Regions from separate parts of the Homo sapiens genome. Here region 1 is linked to region 2. The links are chromatin loops, found by intact Hi-C in ENCODE. Cell type or tissue: MCF 10A. All regions are shown on one strand. Links, peaks and the distances in the headings refer to the core of each region. The heading gives the core; the rest is flanking DNA.

Region 1 (8,329 bases), core at 89-8,088, 350 kb after region 2:
GGCTAAACTAAAAGAGCACCCTGTAACACACACCCACTGGGGCTTCAACTATAAACATTCACCCCTGGACACTGCCATGGGGCTCCCTGCCTGTCTGCATGCTCCCCTAGAGGTTTGAGCAGTGGGGCACTGAATAAATGAACCACACCCGCATCGCATGTCCTTCGAAGGGGACAACGGAACTTTTCCCATTTCATCTGAGAGGCCAAGGCAGGAGGATCACTTGAGCCCATGAGTTTGAGACCAGCCTACACAACCTAGCAAGACCCCATCTCTACAAAAAAAATAAGTAAACAAAAAAAAAAAGCATTAAAAATTAGCCAGCTGTGGTGGCACACACCTGTAGTCTCAGCTACTCAGGAGGCTGATGTGGAAGGATTGATTGAGCCCAGGAGATTGAGGCTGCAGTGAGCCAAGATTGAACCACTGCACTCCAGCCTGGGCGACAGAGTGACACCCTGTATCGACAACAACAAAAAGAATGGAAAAAAATAACTTCTCAAATAGCTAGCAGAGGCAGATCTGGTTCTCAAATGCAGGTTTTCAAGGTTTCAATTCTTGTTTCTAGCAGTAATATGGAGAAACATGATCACTAATACATGAAGGAGAGGAGGTTTCAAGTTCTGATGAAAAGATGGTAAAGAGAGGAGTTAGTTGACTAGGAGTGACTAGGAATAGGAAGAAAACGCATGACACTACTTAGAGGAAAGAAGAAAAATGAGCATAGAGGTGACTGAGCAGACAGAAAGGACTTGGAAGAAGCGTGTTTGGCCCTGTCTCTAAGTTTTTTCCCTTGCTTTAGTAACTTTCCTGATGACTTGGATGAATCTTCTCTTCCAGGGTACCTAGTGTTCCCTTTCTGTCCACTTCTCCTTTCCCAGGGCCCATACAGTCTGGGAAAGCATGCTCTGCAGGCTTCTCGTATCTTTCCTTCCTTAATCAGCCCCTAGCATCTCTACATAACCCATATACACCTGGAGTTCCACATGTCCCAGTCTTTGCACTGCAGTGAATTCAAAGAATGGTAGACTCTAGCTGGGCGCAGGGGCTCACACCTGTAATCCCAGCACTTTGGGAGGCTGAGGCAGGCGGATCACTTGAGCCTAGGGGTTCAAGACCAGGCCTGGCCAACATGGTGAAACCCCATCTCTACTAAAAATACAAAAATTAGCTGTGCTTGGTGGTACATGCCCTGTAGTCCCAGCTTCTGGGGAGGCTGAGGCAGAAGAATTGCTGGAACCCAGGAGGCAGAGGTTGCAGTGAGCTGAGATCGTGCCACTGCACTCCAGCGGCCTGGGCAACAGAGCAAGGCCCAGTCTGAAAAAAAACAAAGACAAAACTAAACCAAAAAAACACAAAAAACTAAAAACGCGCACACACACAAAAACAAAGGTAGACTCCAATAGGAAAAATTCACTCAAAAGCAATTCAAATAATTATTCAGTCAACCCAGTTCTATCTCAGTTCTTTATTATATACATAAGCTTATTCTGTCCAGATGCCCTAGTTTTCTTTTTCTTATCTTTTTTTGTTTTCTTTTGAGACAGGACCTCACTCTGTCACCCAGGCTGGAGTATAGTGGCACAATCATGGCTCACTGAAGCCTCAACCTCCTGGGCTGAAGTAGTTCTCCCACCTCAGCCTCCTAAGTAACTGGGACTACAGGTGCATGCCACCATGCTCAGCAACTTTTTGTATTTTTTGTAGAAACGGGGTCTCACTATGTGGGCCAGGCTGGTCTTGAACTCCTGGACTCAAGAAGTCCACCTGCCTCAACCTCCCAAAGTGCCAAGATTACAAGCATGAGCCACTGCATCTGGCTGATTCCATAGTTTTCTTTTTCTCTTTGCCCATTGCCTGGATTCCATAAACAGAAGGAAAACCCAGGGGCTGACTTTGTAGGCAAGACTCTTTCCTCTTCAAAACGTAAATTGGCTCAAGTGGTACCAAAACTGAAACATGTTTATAACTTAACATCTTTTCTTCCTACCCCTTCAATCTCTTGAGCAATGACAAAAGGCACTGGGCTCTTTATTTGTGTAGGGAAAAGAAAGAGAGATCAGACTGTCACTGTGTCTATGTAGAAAGGGAAGACATAAGAGACTCCATTTTGAAAAAGATCTGTACTTTAAACAATTGCGTTGCTGAGATGTTGTTCATTTGTAGCTTTGCCCCAGCCACTTTGCCCCAACCACTTTGACCCAACTTGGAGTTCACAAAAACATGTGTTGTATAAAATCAAGGTTTAAGGGATCTAGGGCCGTACAGGACGTGCCTTGTTAACCAAATGTTTACAAGCAGTATACTTGGTAAAAGTCATTGCCATTCTCTAGTCACAATAAACCAGAGGCACAATACACTGTGGAAAGCCTCAGGGACCTCTGCCCTTGAAAGCAGTGTATTGTCCAAGGTTTTTCCCCATGTGATAGTCTGAAATATGACCTCGTGGGATGAGAAAGACCTGACTGTCCCCCAGCCAGATACCCGTAAAGGGTCTGTGCTGAGGTGAATTAGTACAAGAGGAAAGTCTCTTGCAGTTGAGATGGAGGAAGGCCACTGTCTCCTGCCTGCCCCTGGGAACTCAAAGTCTCGGTATAAAACCCAATTGTACATTTGTTCAAGTCTGAGATAGGAGAAAAGCTGCCCTGTGACGGGAGGCGAGACATGTTTACAGCAATGCTGCCTTGTTATTCTTTACTCCGCTGAGATGTTTGGGAGGAGAGAAACATAAATCTGGCTTACGTACACTTCCAGGCATAGTACCTTCCCTTGAACTTAATTATGATATAGATTCTTTTGCTCACATGTTTTTTGTTGACCTCCTTAATATCACCCTGCTCTCCTACTACATTCCTTTTTGCTGAAATAATGAAAATCATAATCAATAAAAACTGAGGGAACTCAGGGGCCGGGGCCGGTGCATGTCCTTGGTGTGCTCAGTGCCGGTCCCCTGGACCCACTGTTGTTTCTCTATACTTTGTCTCTGTGTCTTATTTCTTTTCTCTGTCTCTCATCCCACCTGACTAGAAATACCGACAGGTGTGGAGGGGCAGGCCATCCCTTCATCTGGAGCCCAGAGTGGAGCCCTTCTCTAGGGTGAAGTTACGCTAAGAACGTGAGCATTGAGGACAGCCGACGAGAGATTCCCGAGTACGTCCACAGTCAGCCTTGTGGTTAGCTTGTGCGCTCGGAGGAATCCAGGGTAACAATGGGGCAAACTGAAAGTAAATATGCTTCTTATCTCAGCTTCATTAAAATTCTCTTAAGAGGAGGAGTTAAAGCTTCTACAGAAAATCTAGTTATGCTATTTCAAACAATAGAACAATTCCGCCCATGGTTTCCAGAACAGGGAACTTTAGATTTAGAAGATTGGGTAAAAATTGGCAAAGAACTAAAACAAGCAATTAGGAAGGTAAAATCATCCCACTTACAGTATGGAATGATTGGGCCATTATTAAAGCAACTTTAGAACCATTTCAAATAGAAGAAGATAGCGTTTCAGTCTTTGACGCCCCTGAAAGCTGTGTAATAGATTGTGAAGAAGAGGCAGGAACAGAGTGTAAGAAAGGAATGGAAAGTTCACATTGTAAAAATGCAGTAGAGCCTGTACTGGCTTGGTCAATGCAGAATGTTGACTATAATCAATTACAGGAGGTAATATATCCTGAATCATCAAAATTGGGGGAAGGAGGTCCAGAATTATTTGGGCCATCAGAGTTTAGACCACGATGGCCACCAACTCCTTCTCCCGCGGTTCAGATGCCTGTGATGTCACAATCTCAAATGCCAATCCAGGCACAGTATCCGCAATACCAGCCAGTAGAAAATAAAACTCAACCATCGGTAGTTTATCAACACCAGCCGCCAGCCGCATTTCAGTATCGGCCGTCTCCAGAGGTTCAGTATGGATCTCAGGCAGTGCGTCCTGTGCCAAATAGCAAGGCACTACATCAACAACCCACGGCGATGGCGTTTGATCTTACAGTACCACCTAGTGGACAAGATAGTGCACTGCATGAGACCATTGCTACAGCCAGAAAACAGGGAGATCTTGAGGCATGGCAATATCCGGTAATGTTACAACCGATGCCGGCCGGGAAAGCGAGTCAGGCAGGAGCGTCTGTCTGAACTGAGACTAGATATGAATCTTTCACCATAAAAATGTTAAAAGATATGAAGGAAGGAGTTAAACTATATGGACCTAACTCTCCTTATATGAGAACATTATTAGATTCCATTGTTCATGGAAATAGACTTATTCCTTATGATTGGGAAATTTTGGCTAAATCTTCCCTTTCACCCTCTCAGTATCTACAGTTTAAAACCTGGTGGACTGATGGGGTACAAGAACAGGTACGAAAAAATCAGGCTACTAATCCTGTTGCTTATATAGATGCAGACCAATTGCTAGGAACAGGTCCAAATTAGGGCACTATTAACCAACAATCAGTAATGAAAATGAGGCTATTGAACAACTAAGGGCTATTTGCCTCAGGGCCTGGGAAAAGATTCAGGACCCAGGAACCTCCTGCCGTTCTTTTAGTTCAATCAGACAAGGCTCTAAAGAGCCATATCCAGACTTTGTGGCAAGGTTGCAAGATGCGGCTCAAAAATCCATTGCGGATCATAATGCCCGAAAAGTTATTGTAGAAATAATGGCTTATCAAAACGCAAATCCGGAGTGTCAATCAGCCATAAAGCCATTAAGAGGAAAGGTTTCAGCAGGAGTTGATGTAATTACAGAATATGTGAGGGCTTGTGATGGGATTGGAGGAGCTATGCATAAGGCAATGCTATTGGCTCAAGCAATTACAGGGGTTGCTTTAGGAGGACAAGTTAAAACATTTGGGGGGAAATGTTATAATTGTGGTCAAATCGGTCATCTAAAAAAGAATTGCCCAGGCTTAAATAAACAGAGCAAACAAACAAAAAAGAGCCACCTGGCCTGAGCCCAAGATGTGGAAAAGGAAAACATTGAGCTAAGGAATGTCGTTCTAAATTTGATAAAAATGGACAACCATTGTCGGGAAACGGGAAGAGGGGCCAGCCCCAGGCCCCGCAACAAAGTGGGGCATTCCGGATTCAGCCATTTGTTCCTCAGGGTTTTCAGGGACAACAACCCCACAGTAAATACCACCATTTCAGGAAATCAGCCAATTACAATACGACAATTATCCCCTGCCACAGCAGGCAGTGCTGCAGTAGATTTATGTTCTACTCAAATGATTTCTTACTCCCTGGAGAGCCCCCGCAAAAGATTCCTACAGGGGTATATGGCCCGCTGCCAGAAGGGATGGTAGCCTTATTTTAGGAAGATCTAGTCTAAATTTGAAAGGAGTTCAAATTCATACTGGGGTAATTGACTCAGATTATAAAGGGGAAATTCAGTTAGTGATCAGCTCTACTGTTCCCTGGAGTGCCAATCCAGGTGATAGAGTTGCTCAATTACTGCTCTTGCCTTATATTAAAATTGGGGATAGCAAAACAGAAAGAACAGGAGGGTTTGGAAGTACCAACACTGCTGGAAAAGCTGTTTATTGGGCTAGTCAGCTCTCAGAGAATAGACCTGTGTGTACAGTTACTATTCAGGGAAAACAGTTTGAAGGATTAGTGGATACTGGGGCTGATGTTTCTATCATTGCCTTAAATCAACGGCCAAAAAATCGGCCTAAACAAAAGCCTGTCACAGGACTTGTTGGTGTGGGCACTGCCTCAGAAGTGTATCAAAGTTCCAGGATTTTACATTGTCTAGGACCTGATAATCAAGAGAGTACAGTTCAGCCTATGATTACTTCTATTCCAATTAATTTATGGGGCCGAGACTTATTAGAACAGTGGCATGCAGAGATTACTATTCCAGTCTCTCTATACAGCCCCACGAGTCAAAAAATCATGACTAAAATGGGATATCTCCCTGGCAAAGGACTAGGGAAAAATGGAGAAGGCATTAAAGGTCCAATTGAGGCTAAGGGAAATCCAGAAAGAAAAGGACTAGGGTATCCTTTTTAGGGGTGACCACTGTAGAGCCTCCAAAACCCATTCCATTAACTTGGAAAACAGAAAAGCCTGTATGGGTAAATCAGTGGCCACTACCAAAACAAAAGCTGGAGGCCTTACACTTATTGGCAAAAGAACAATTAGAAAAGCATTCATTTTCGCCTTGGAATTCTGTGTTTGTAATTCAGAAAAAATCATGCAGATGGCACATGCTAACTGATTTAAGAGCTGTTAATGCAATAATTCAACCCATGGGGCCTCTCCAACCTGGGCTGCCCTCTCCAGCCATGATCCCCAAAGATTGGCCTTTGATTATAATTGATCTGAAGTATTGCTTTTTTACCATTCTTCTGGCAAAACAGGATTTTGAAAAATTTGCTTTTACTATACCAGCCATAAATAATAAAGAACGAGCCACTAGATTTCAGTGGAAACTGTTGCCTCAGGGAATGCTTAATAGTCCAACTATTTGTCAGACTTTTGTAGCTCAAGTTCTTCAACCAGTTAGAGACAAGTTTTCAGACTGTTATATCATTCATTATGTTGATGATATTTTGTGTGCTGCAGAAACAAGAGACAAATTAATTGACTGTTACACATTTCTGCAGACAGAGGTTGCAAACGCAGGCCTGACAATAGCATCTGATAAGATCCAGACCTCCACTCCTTTTCATTATTTGGGAATGCAGGTAGAGGAGAGAAAAATTAAACCACAAAAAGTAGAAATAAGAAAAGACACATTAAGAACATTAAATGACTTCAAAAATTACTAGGAGATATTAATTGGATTTAGCCAACTCTAGGCATCCCTACTTATGCCATGTCAAATTTGTTCTCTATCTTGAGAGGGGATCCAGACTTAAATAGTAAAATAATATTAACTCCAGAGGCTACTAAAGAAATAGAATTAGTTGAAGAAAAAATTCAGTCAGCAAAATTAAATAGAATAGATCACTTAGCCCCATTCCAACTTTTAATTTTTGCTACTGCACATTCTCCAACAGGCATTACTGTTCAAAATACAGATCTTGTGGAGTGGTCATTCCTTCCTCACAGTACAGTTAAGATTTTACATTGTACTTAGATCAAATGGCTACATTAATTGGTCAGGCAAGACTATGAATAGTAAAATTGTGTGGAAATGACCCAGATAAAATCATTGTTTCTTTAAACAAGGAACAGGTTAGACAAGCCTTTATCAATTCTGGTGCAGGGCAGATTGGTCTTGCTGATTTTGTGGGAATTATTGATAATCATTACCCAAAAGCAAAAATCTTCCAGTTTTTGAAATTGGCTACTTAGATTTTACCTAAAATTACCAGACAAAAACCTCTAGAAAATGCTCTGACGGTGTTTACTGATGGTTCCAGCAATGGAAAAGTGGCTTACACTGGGCCAAAAGAACAAGTCATTGAAACTCAATATCACTCAGCTCAAAGAGCAGAATTGGTTGATGTCATTTCAGTGTTACAAGATTTTAATCAGCCTATTAACATTGTTTCAGATTCTGCATATGTAGTACAGGTTACAAAGGATGTTGAGACAGCCCTAATCAAATATAGTATGGATGATCAGTTAAATCAGCTGTTTAAATTGTTACAACAAACTATAAGAAAAAGAAATTTCCCATTTTATATGGCTCATATCCGAGCACATACTAATTTACCAGGGCCTTTAACTAAGGCAAATGGACAAGCTGACTTGCTAGTATCATCTGCCTTCATGGAAGTACAAGAACTTCAGGCCCTGACTCGTAAATGTAACAGGATTAAAAAACAAATTTGATATCACATGGAAACAAGCAAAAAATGTTGTACAACATTGTGCTCAGTGTCAAGTCTTACACCTGCCCGCTCAAGAGGCAGGAGTTAATCCTAGAGGTTTATGTCCTGATGCATTATGGCAATGGAAGTCACACATGTACCTTCATTTGGAAAATTGTCATTTGTCCATGTGACAGTTGATACTTACTCACATTTCATATGGGCAACCTGCCAGACAGGAGAAACTACTTCCCATGTTAAAAGACATTTATTATCTTGTTTTGCAGTCATGGGATTTCCAGAAAAAATTAAAACAGATAATGGGCCAGGATACTGTAGTAAAGCATTTCAAAAATTCTTAAATCAGTGGAAAATTACATATACAACAGGAATCCCTAATTTCCAAGGACAGGCCATAATTGAAAGAACTAATAGAACACTCAAAGCTCAATTGGTTAAACAAAAAAAAGGAAAAAGTAAGGAGTATAACACTCCCCAGATGCAACTTAATCTAGCACTCTATACTTTAAATTTTTAAAATATATATATAAATCAGACCACTACTTCTG
Region 2 (8,329 bases), core at 251-8,250:
TGAAGTGGGGATCCAGCTGGCTGGGGCCTTCAGAACTCTGAGGGACCCCAATGGTCCATGCGCAGAATCTGCCTCTTCTCCACCTAAAGCCCCTAGGTTAAGTTCATTTCCTGCCCTGCCTTCCAACCTGACAGTCTCTTCCTCCTCCTCCTTCTGCTCCTCACATTTCATCATCCTCCCTAAACTACCTTCCTATCCTTCTTCTACCTAGAGCTCTACACTAGCCCTGGGAAGGAGCAGGACAGGAATTATCAACCCTATTTTATTTTTTAGAAATGGGGGTCTCACTATGTCATCAGGCTGAAGTACAGTGAGAAAACCATAGCTCACTCCAGCCTCAGACTTCTAGGCTCAAGCAATCCTCCCACCTCAGGCTCCTGAGGAGCTAGGACTACAGGTGCATACCCCCATGCCCAGCTAATCAATTCTATTTCAGACATGAGGAAACTGAGGCTGGGTCTCTGTCTCAGGTAATATAGAGTCAGTAAATGAATTACAAGTATAACAGAGTTTGACATATGTCCCACCCCACTTACTTTGATATCCTAGAGAAAGTGGTCTTACATCTTTCTTCCTGGCCCCGCACCCCATATCCCTGTCCAGAGGGTACACAGACATCTATGGAATCTTAGAGGCCACGGGACTCACCCCAGGACACATACACACGTACATAATCAGATCTCCATACAGACAGGCACAGATATAGTCTCTCTCACACACGACCCACTCAAACCCATTATATACAGTCATGACCCTCACAATCACACACACATATACTGAGTCACATTCCTACAGAGACAGGCACAAGCCCATAGTGCTACATTAAGAGGCCCAAAATACCCTCTAGCCCAATCCTGTTCTCTCTCCACTTCCCAGAAACCCTGGGGTTCCAGAATCTGCTCTTCTATGAAGTAAGGATTTGGCTCTAGGTCTGCCCTCTGGACAGGGATATGGGGCGCGGGGCCAGGAAGAAAGATGTAAGACCACTTTCTCTAGGATATCAAAGTAAATGGGGTGGGACATGTGTCAAACTCTGTTATACTTGTAATTCATTTACTGACTCTATATTACACTTCAGTGACTCCAGCCTCCAGAACCTCACAGAAGGCAGAGGGAGACTAACCCTTGAGATTTCAATTTGCAGGCATCCCCCCAGCAGCCCCGTATGTTTGATGGGCCCCAGTGGAGAGCTGGCTAATCTTGTTAAAAGATATTCAAGATCTAAAGAAGATCCAGATCGGCCTGAATATGAGGTATCAGTGTCCCCATGCCCTACCCCACAGTGTGTGGCCGTTGTCTCCTTGAAGTGGAAGAGCAGGGACCAGAGGATGCAGAAGAGGAAGGCGACAAGTGGACAGCAGACCGTGACCAGGGCCACCATGGTGAAGCGGAGCCGTACCAGGGTCCCATCCCGATCCAGTGGTAGTGGGACCTGGTACATCTTGTCAGACCTGGGGATGGAGTGGCATGCTGTCAGGGCCCCAGGCAGCCAGGCTGGCACTCAGTGATAAAGTCAGCCCTTGTGCTCAGTCCTAAAATTAGCTGTGTGCTGTGGGGTGGGGAGTCTGAGGAGGAAGGCACCTAAACTTGGATAGCTCTTGCCCTGGATGAGGAAGACTGACTCAGAATCCCAAGACAACATTCCACCTCAATTTCAGAGGGAAGACAATGAACCAAATCTGTGCTAGGATAAAGCTTGAATGGACTGGGAGAGCTTCTCCTCACTCCTCTCTGCCTAGCTTGACAGGCCTAGGACTAGAGAAGCTGCTTTAAATAAGTGTCTCTCTTTATTTCAAGAACCAACCCTAAAACCTACCAGTGGATGGCATGGCCCATCTCCTCCCCCAGGCCTTTGAGCCTCGGCCCAGCCTCCAGGCTTCAAGGCCTCTCATCAGCTCTCATTTGCTTCCCCACTGGCCCAGGGCCCTCCTGCACCTTCAGTCCCTTCCCAGGCTCTGTGTGCCTGCACCGCAGTCCACAGTGGCAGGGATTCCATGGAAGCTGACAGAACCCCAAGCCCCCTGCTTGTCCCAGCCTGCTCCCTCACGTGCCCCCAGGGTGAAAGGCTTTGCAGAATCAGGCCTGGTGCTAGCCTGGGATTGCTGTTTGCTGGAGAGAGCTGCTTGGTCAGCTTCTGGAGGCTTCCCAGTGCCCAGGGGGCTGTCCACATCACCCTCCTGTGAACAGATGAGGGTTCCTGGGGGCTGTGATTTCCCCCTTAGATAAGGGTAGCTAAGGTCAGGAACTATAACAAATAAGTGTATACCAACAATCCTAGCCCAGCTCCGCACAGTATACAGAAGGGAAAGTTGGAGCAGGAATCTGCTCAGGATCACATAACAAAGAGATACATGTGGGACCCACGAAGAGTTACACACTGCAACTCTGGCCTTCCTTGACCCCTTCCTCTCTGTGTCTGAACTTGAGAAAGGTCAGGTTAGGACTGGAGTGAGAGAGGCAGAAGAGGCACCTGTTCACAGGAGGAAGAAAAGGAAAAACCAAAATCTACATAGATGAGGCAGTTAGCCCTATTCCCATTGTAAAGATAGAGAAACCAAGACACTCAGAGAGAGAGAAGGGCTGGCTCTTCCTCAAAGCCCTGTGCTGAGCTGAAGGGAAAGCCATCCCTGGAACGTTGGCTTGTTGTTGCCAAGCTAGGGCTGGCTCCAGACACATAAAGAATATACCCTTCTGGGCTCAAAGACCTTGTCAAATCAAGTCCCAACTCTTCCTGACCCCACCCACAAGACTCTCCCTTTAGTCCCACCCTCAAAAAGAACCCTGATCTCAGTTAGGTTGCCATCCTGGCATTCCAGAACAAGCCAGGTGGCTACGCCTCCACATTCTCACCCATTTTCCCCCAGCTGCCAGACCTGATCAGGCAGCCTGCTCCAATTGCTCAAGTTCCTCTCTCCCTTTTAGGAGCATCAGGGATCCCAGGGAGCTGGAAGTGGCTCTGGTGACCCTCCCAGAAAAAAAACACATTCCCTGGATCATCCCTAAATGGACTCTAAGTCCCTTAGGGCCCTAGATGGGGAACATTTTCCTCACCCAGCCCAAACCTAGACTCTGCAGTTGCAGTAGCACTAGTCTTCCCTCCCAGTATCCCTCCCTGAAGGCTGCAGCTCTAGATCCCTGAGGAACCACTAGGATTCCCAAATTGAAGACTAGATCTTCAGGGAATGAAGAGGCACTGCCCAAATCAGGAGTTGATGAGGAGGTTCAAGGGATAATCCATTCCAATTCTTGGAGGTATGCCTGGCCTCCCATTTAGCTGTGTGACCTTTGGCAAGCCACTTAAGCACTCTAGATCTGTTTCCACAGTTCTGCAACATGGGAATCACATGGTTTAGATTACCTCTAAGGTCCTTCCAACTTGGTCATTCTACTCCACACCTCAGGGTGGAGCTGAAGGGCAATTGTTCAGCCTGCAGATAGTTCTACATTCCTCACAGGTACTACTTAGCTGAAAATTGCTTTCTTTGGAGCTACCTCAGCTCCAAAGTCCCTAGAGATCTCCTCAGCCTCGAGTCTGAACCCACATTTACTGAGTGCCTACGGAATACTAGGCCCCCTGCTCTGTACTTGATATACATTGTCTCTTTTAATCTCACCATAATTCTATGAGGTAGGTGCTACAGCCTGTATATTTCCATTTTACAGATGAGGAAACTGAGGCTCAGGGAGGTTCAAAACACTTACTCAAGGCCAAGGCTAATAAATGGCACAGCTGCCATTCAAAACTACTCTATGGGGTTCCAACCCCGGGGCCCCATCCTCCCCACCTAGGACTCCTGACCAGGAGGCCCCGCGGAATAAAGGGAGAGCTCAACCCCTGCACACCCGGCCCCACGCTGGGGAGGGAGAAGAAGGGGGCCAGCTCGGCAAGTCCAGAGAGCAGCAGTTCCTGGGAAACAGAGTGTGTGCGATAGGACGGCAGGTACCAGGACTCCCACAGCGTGGGGCCCGGCCCTGCAGAGGCCAGACCGCGCGGCCAAGCTCCCGAGTGGGGCTGCCCGGCAGCCCAGCACATCCATGCCCATACTCACCCACGCGGTGGTGGCGAGAGTGCCGGCGGAACCCGGGGGCCCAGGTGGCCCGGGGTCGGGGGCTGGCTCTGCGGGCTGGTCAGAGCGCGAACGGCGGGGGCGGGGCCGGCGCTCTCGGGGCGGAACTTAGAGAGGAAACTGCGCCCAGATCCTCCGCTGGCTCCTCCCCGCTTCTGGAGACCCCGACCCCTGGCTCTCCTCCTCAATCTGGCGTGTCCTCAAACCATGCTTTACAGCCCGGGTCTGCCCCCACTAATTTCGGCTGCGTGAGGGCAGCCGGAAGAGCTCTGGATACCTGAGTTTGAGCATGTTGGATAAGCCACCTTGTCGCCTTACCTCTCAGCTGCGTTCCATCTACCTGTTGAAAGAACACAAAATTAATTCAACAGGGGCCGGATTTCTTTCTCATCCGCCCGTCTCTCCTGCCTCGCACCTCCATTCTAACCGAACTATCCAGCCTCGCCCTTCTGAAACATTAAGCCAGTTTCCTCCCAGCCCTGGCGCCCCTCCCCCAAACTTTGCTCGTCAGGGCGGTTGGGGACATTTCAGCAATGGGAAGAGCACCTTTGCAGGCAGTGAGACCCGGTGAGGCACATCCCAGAAACTCTGGCCTAGAGCTGTTCCCGCCTTTGTTCAGGAGAGGGCGCCCTGTCCTACGTAGCGCAGAAAGGATTTCCAGCCACCAGCCTTGGGTCTCCCCACAATGAGAGGATTGATCCCCCAAAACCAGCTGCCAGAGTTCCCTCCCTACCCTGACCATGACTGACCCATGAAAGAACTTGAGGGGGACCCCTGGCTCCCTTTGCAAAGACCATCCCAGCCCAACAGGGAAGGAGGGTGAAGGGACCAAGAATTCCTCCTGCAAGCACACTGGTGGGTAGTCAGAGCATCTGCAGCGGGTGGAGGACCTCTAAGTTAGCCATACCTAACATCGCACTTTTCCACTTAAATCCTCACAGCAATAACACATTCTGAACACCCAGTATATCCCAGGCACTCTTACTTCTTATCTCATTTATTTAATCCTCATAAAAACCCTGTGAGGGCCAGGCGCGGTAGCTCACGCCTGTAATCCCAGCACTTTAGGAGGCCGAGGCGGGCGGATCACCTGAGGTCAGGAGTTTGACACCAGCCTGGCCAACATGGCGAAACCCCGTCTCTACTAAAAATACAAAAATTAGCCGGGCACGGTGGCGGGCGCCCGTAATCCCAGCTACTTGGGAGGCTGAGGCAGGAGAATCGCTTGAACCCGGGAGGCAGAGGTTGCAGTGAGCTGAGATCGTACCACTGCACTCAAGCATGGGCGACAAGAGCGAAACTCCATTAAAAAAAAAAAAAAAAACCTGTGAAAATAGATACGATCTCGGCTCACTGCAACCTCCGCTTCCAGGGTTCAAGCGATTCTCCTGCCTCAGCCTCCCGAGTAGCTGGAATTAACAGGCGCCCGCTACTGCGCCCAGCTAATTTTTGTAGTTTTTAGTAGAGGCGAGGTTTTGCCATTTTGGCCAGGCTGGTGTCAAACTCCTGACCTCGTGATCTGCCCCCGCCTTGGCTTCCCAAAGAGCTGGGATTACAGGTGTAAGCCACCGCGCCTGGCCTTTTTTTTTTCTTTCTTTCTCTCTTTTTTTTTGGAGACAGAGTCTCACTCTGTCACCCAGGCTAGAGTGCAGTGCCACGATCTCGGCTCACTGCAACCTCCACCTCCCGGGTTCAAGCAATTCTCCTATCTCAGCCTCCCGGGTAGCTGGGAATACAGGCGGCACCACCATGCCCGGCTAATTTTTGTACTTTTAGTAGAGATGGGGTTTCGCCATATTGGTCAGGCTGGTCTCGAATTCCTGACCTCAGGTGATCCACCTGCCTTGGCCTCCCAAAGTGCTGGGATTACAGGCATGAGCCTCCGCCAGTAGATACTATTTAATATCCTCATTTTACAATGGAAAACAGGGAAACCAAGTTACCTACTTACACAGCTAATACATGCCAGAACCAGGACTCAAGTCTGGTACCTGAGATAATTCACATAATCCACTATATGCTGTTAATGCCACTTAGCATTTGTTGATTAATTTGCCAGAGCTCTTTTTCATGTGTTCACTTTTGTTCATTCACCCAGTCTAGGCCCTCTCTTTGACAGGCCTCATGTGGAGCAATGGTGGAGGACCCAGAGATACCTCAGACGCACTCTGAGGGGCTCCGAAGTCTGGAGAAGGTGCGCACTCAGAGTGTCTTGTTCTAAAAACTACTTTTCTTGATTTTGAGTTCTCCCCTATCCTGTTCTTTAAGGTCCCAGGACAAATGGACTAGCAAAACTTTACAAAAAGAACTACCTCTCTCCAAATTTGGCAACTAGATTCAGGTTTTCTGCCTTGGGGCTTCATGTCATCCTCTTTGTCTAGCTCCAACCAGGGGTGTCTGCTCCTGGCTATTGTTCCCTATCTTGACACCTTGTCTGTTCTCTTGGCCCTAAGTACCATTCCCTGAGGCTGGGTCCCCTCTCCCTGCCTCTAGACTACCCCCAATGCCCAAACCTTGAGGTGCTCTAATTTAGATTAATTCTTTAATTCTCTGGTGATTTGGGAAATATGGGCAATTCTCCATATAGCCCTGAGCCTCTGTTTCCTCGTCTATAAAATGGTTTTATTTATTTATTTAAAACAAGGTCTCGCGGGGGCGTGGTGGCTCACATCTGTAATCCCAGCACTTTGGGAGGCCAAGGTGGGCGGATCACAAGGTCAAGAGATCGAGACAATCCTAGCCAACATGGTGAAACCCTGTCTCTACTAAAAATACAAAAATTAGCTAGGCGTGATGGCGCGCACCTGTAGTCCCAGCTACTTGGGAGGCTGAGGCAGGAGAATCACCTGAACCTGGGAGGCAGAGGTTGCAGTGAGCCGAGATCGCGCCACTGCACTCCAGCCTGAAGACAGAGCAAGACCGTGTCTCAAAAAAAAAAGGTCTCACTGTCTTGCCCAGGCTGGTCTTGAACTCCTAGGCTCAAGCGATCCTCCTTCCTTGGCCTCCCAAAGTGCTGGGATTACAGGCATGAGCCACCGTGCCCAGCCTGTAAAATTGATTTAGGAATATCCACACTGGGTGTGGTGGCTTACACCTGTAATCCCAGCACTTTGGGAGGCCAAGGCAGGAGGATCACTTGAGCCCAGGAGTTCAAGACCAGCCTAGGCAACATGGCAACAGCATCTGTACCAAAAAATACAGAAAACTAGCTGGGTGTGGTGGCACACACTTGTATTCCCAGCTACTCAGGAGGCTGAGGTGGGAGGATTGCTTGAACCCTGGAGGCAGAGGTTGCAGTCAACTGAGATCATACCACTCCACAACAGCCTGAGTGACAGAGCAAGACCCAGTCTCAAAAAAAAAAAAAAAAAAAAGAATATCCACATCATAGGGTTGTTGTATTAGAGGTAATGTAGCAGTGTGCCAGCCATGTGGGAGGTACTCAGTACATGATGGTCATTATGATTAGACATGTCAGCCACAGTGTGAACTCGTCCTGAACTTTTTTTGTATTGTCTGACCTTGGCTGTCACCGACCCTTTCTGAAATCTCTTTATTTCACTATCAGTTTGAAAGACCTCGCCTACCTTGATTTATGTGAGGGAAGATAAAAGAAATAAAAAGAGTTCTTGGGCCGGGTGCGGTGGCTCACGCCTGTAATCCCAGCACTTTGGAAGGCTGATGTGAGCAGATCACCTGAGGTCACGAGTTCGAGACCAGTCTGGCCAACGTGACAAAACCACATCTCTACTAAAAATACAAAAATTAGCCAGGCCTGGTGGCGGGCGCCTGTAATCCCAGCTACTTGGGAGGCTAAAGCAGGAGAATTGCTTGAACCCAGGAGGCGGAGGTTGCAGTGAGCCAACATTGCGCCACTGCACTCCAGCCTGGGTGAGAGAGCGAGACTCCACCTCAAAAAAATAAATAAATACAAATTAAAAATAAAAATACAAAATACAAAAATAAAAAGAAAATATTTGTTGGGTTGATTTAATGGAACTGGGTTTTGAAGAATGGGCAGTATTTAGACAGGTAAGCAGAGATTGAGGAATTGCTAGAAAGGGGACACAGTGAGCATGGCTGGGGTAGGTATAGAGGCAGGGACATAGACTGCTAAAGACATCCAGCTTTAGACCAAGCTCTGCCACTGCCTCCTGGGAAGCCTCAGGAAAATCAGTGTCCTTCCTGGGTTGAGGAGGAGTTATTCTTGTTCTTCTCAAAGATCTTTTTCATGACCAAGACATCCTTCCTGGATGGCTTTA

Evidence for each region. Hi-C counts contacts between places; a loop is a spot of excess contacts. Peaks named below come from ENCODE experiments on the same cell type or tissue, not always from the same donor. Only the 100,000 strongest peaks of a DNase experiment are listed, where the experiment ranks them.
Region 1: a loop joins it to region 2, with 9 times the contacts of the local background. A loop is called at or near these places in 2 of 110 quality-filtered maps.

The regions. Positions count from the first base shown.
Region 1 is chr11:3,450,689-3,459,017 of GRCh38, reverse strand. It overlaps the pseudogene ENPP7P15. Among named protein-coding and RNA genes, the nearest start is that of ZNF195, 76 kb to the right of the region's middle. RefSeq lists an enhancer at 1-91. In MCF 10A, for the core only: a CTCF peak has its summit at 3,963 (motif pointing left); no DNase peak of the experiment used is centred there.
Region 2 is chr11:3,804,372-3,812,700 of GRCh38, reverse strand. It overlaps PGAP2 (post-GPI attachment to proteins 2), which reads right to left and starts at 4,141. Exons shown (of 7, transcript NM_014489.4): 1 at 4,050-4,141; 2 at 1,277-1,451. The coding sequence starts at 1,441. It overlaps LOC124902618 (a long non-coding RNA gene), which reads left to right. Exons shown (of 3, transcript XR_007062559.1): 3 at 1,145-1,536. RefSeq lists a silencer at 3,891-4,220. In MCF 10A, for the core only: CTCF peaks have their summits at 3,426, 4,509 and 4,710 (motif pointing right); DNase peaks (open chromatin) are centred at 3,410 and 4,650.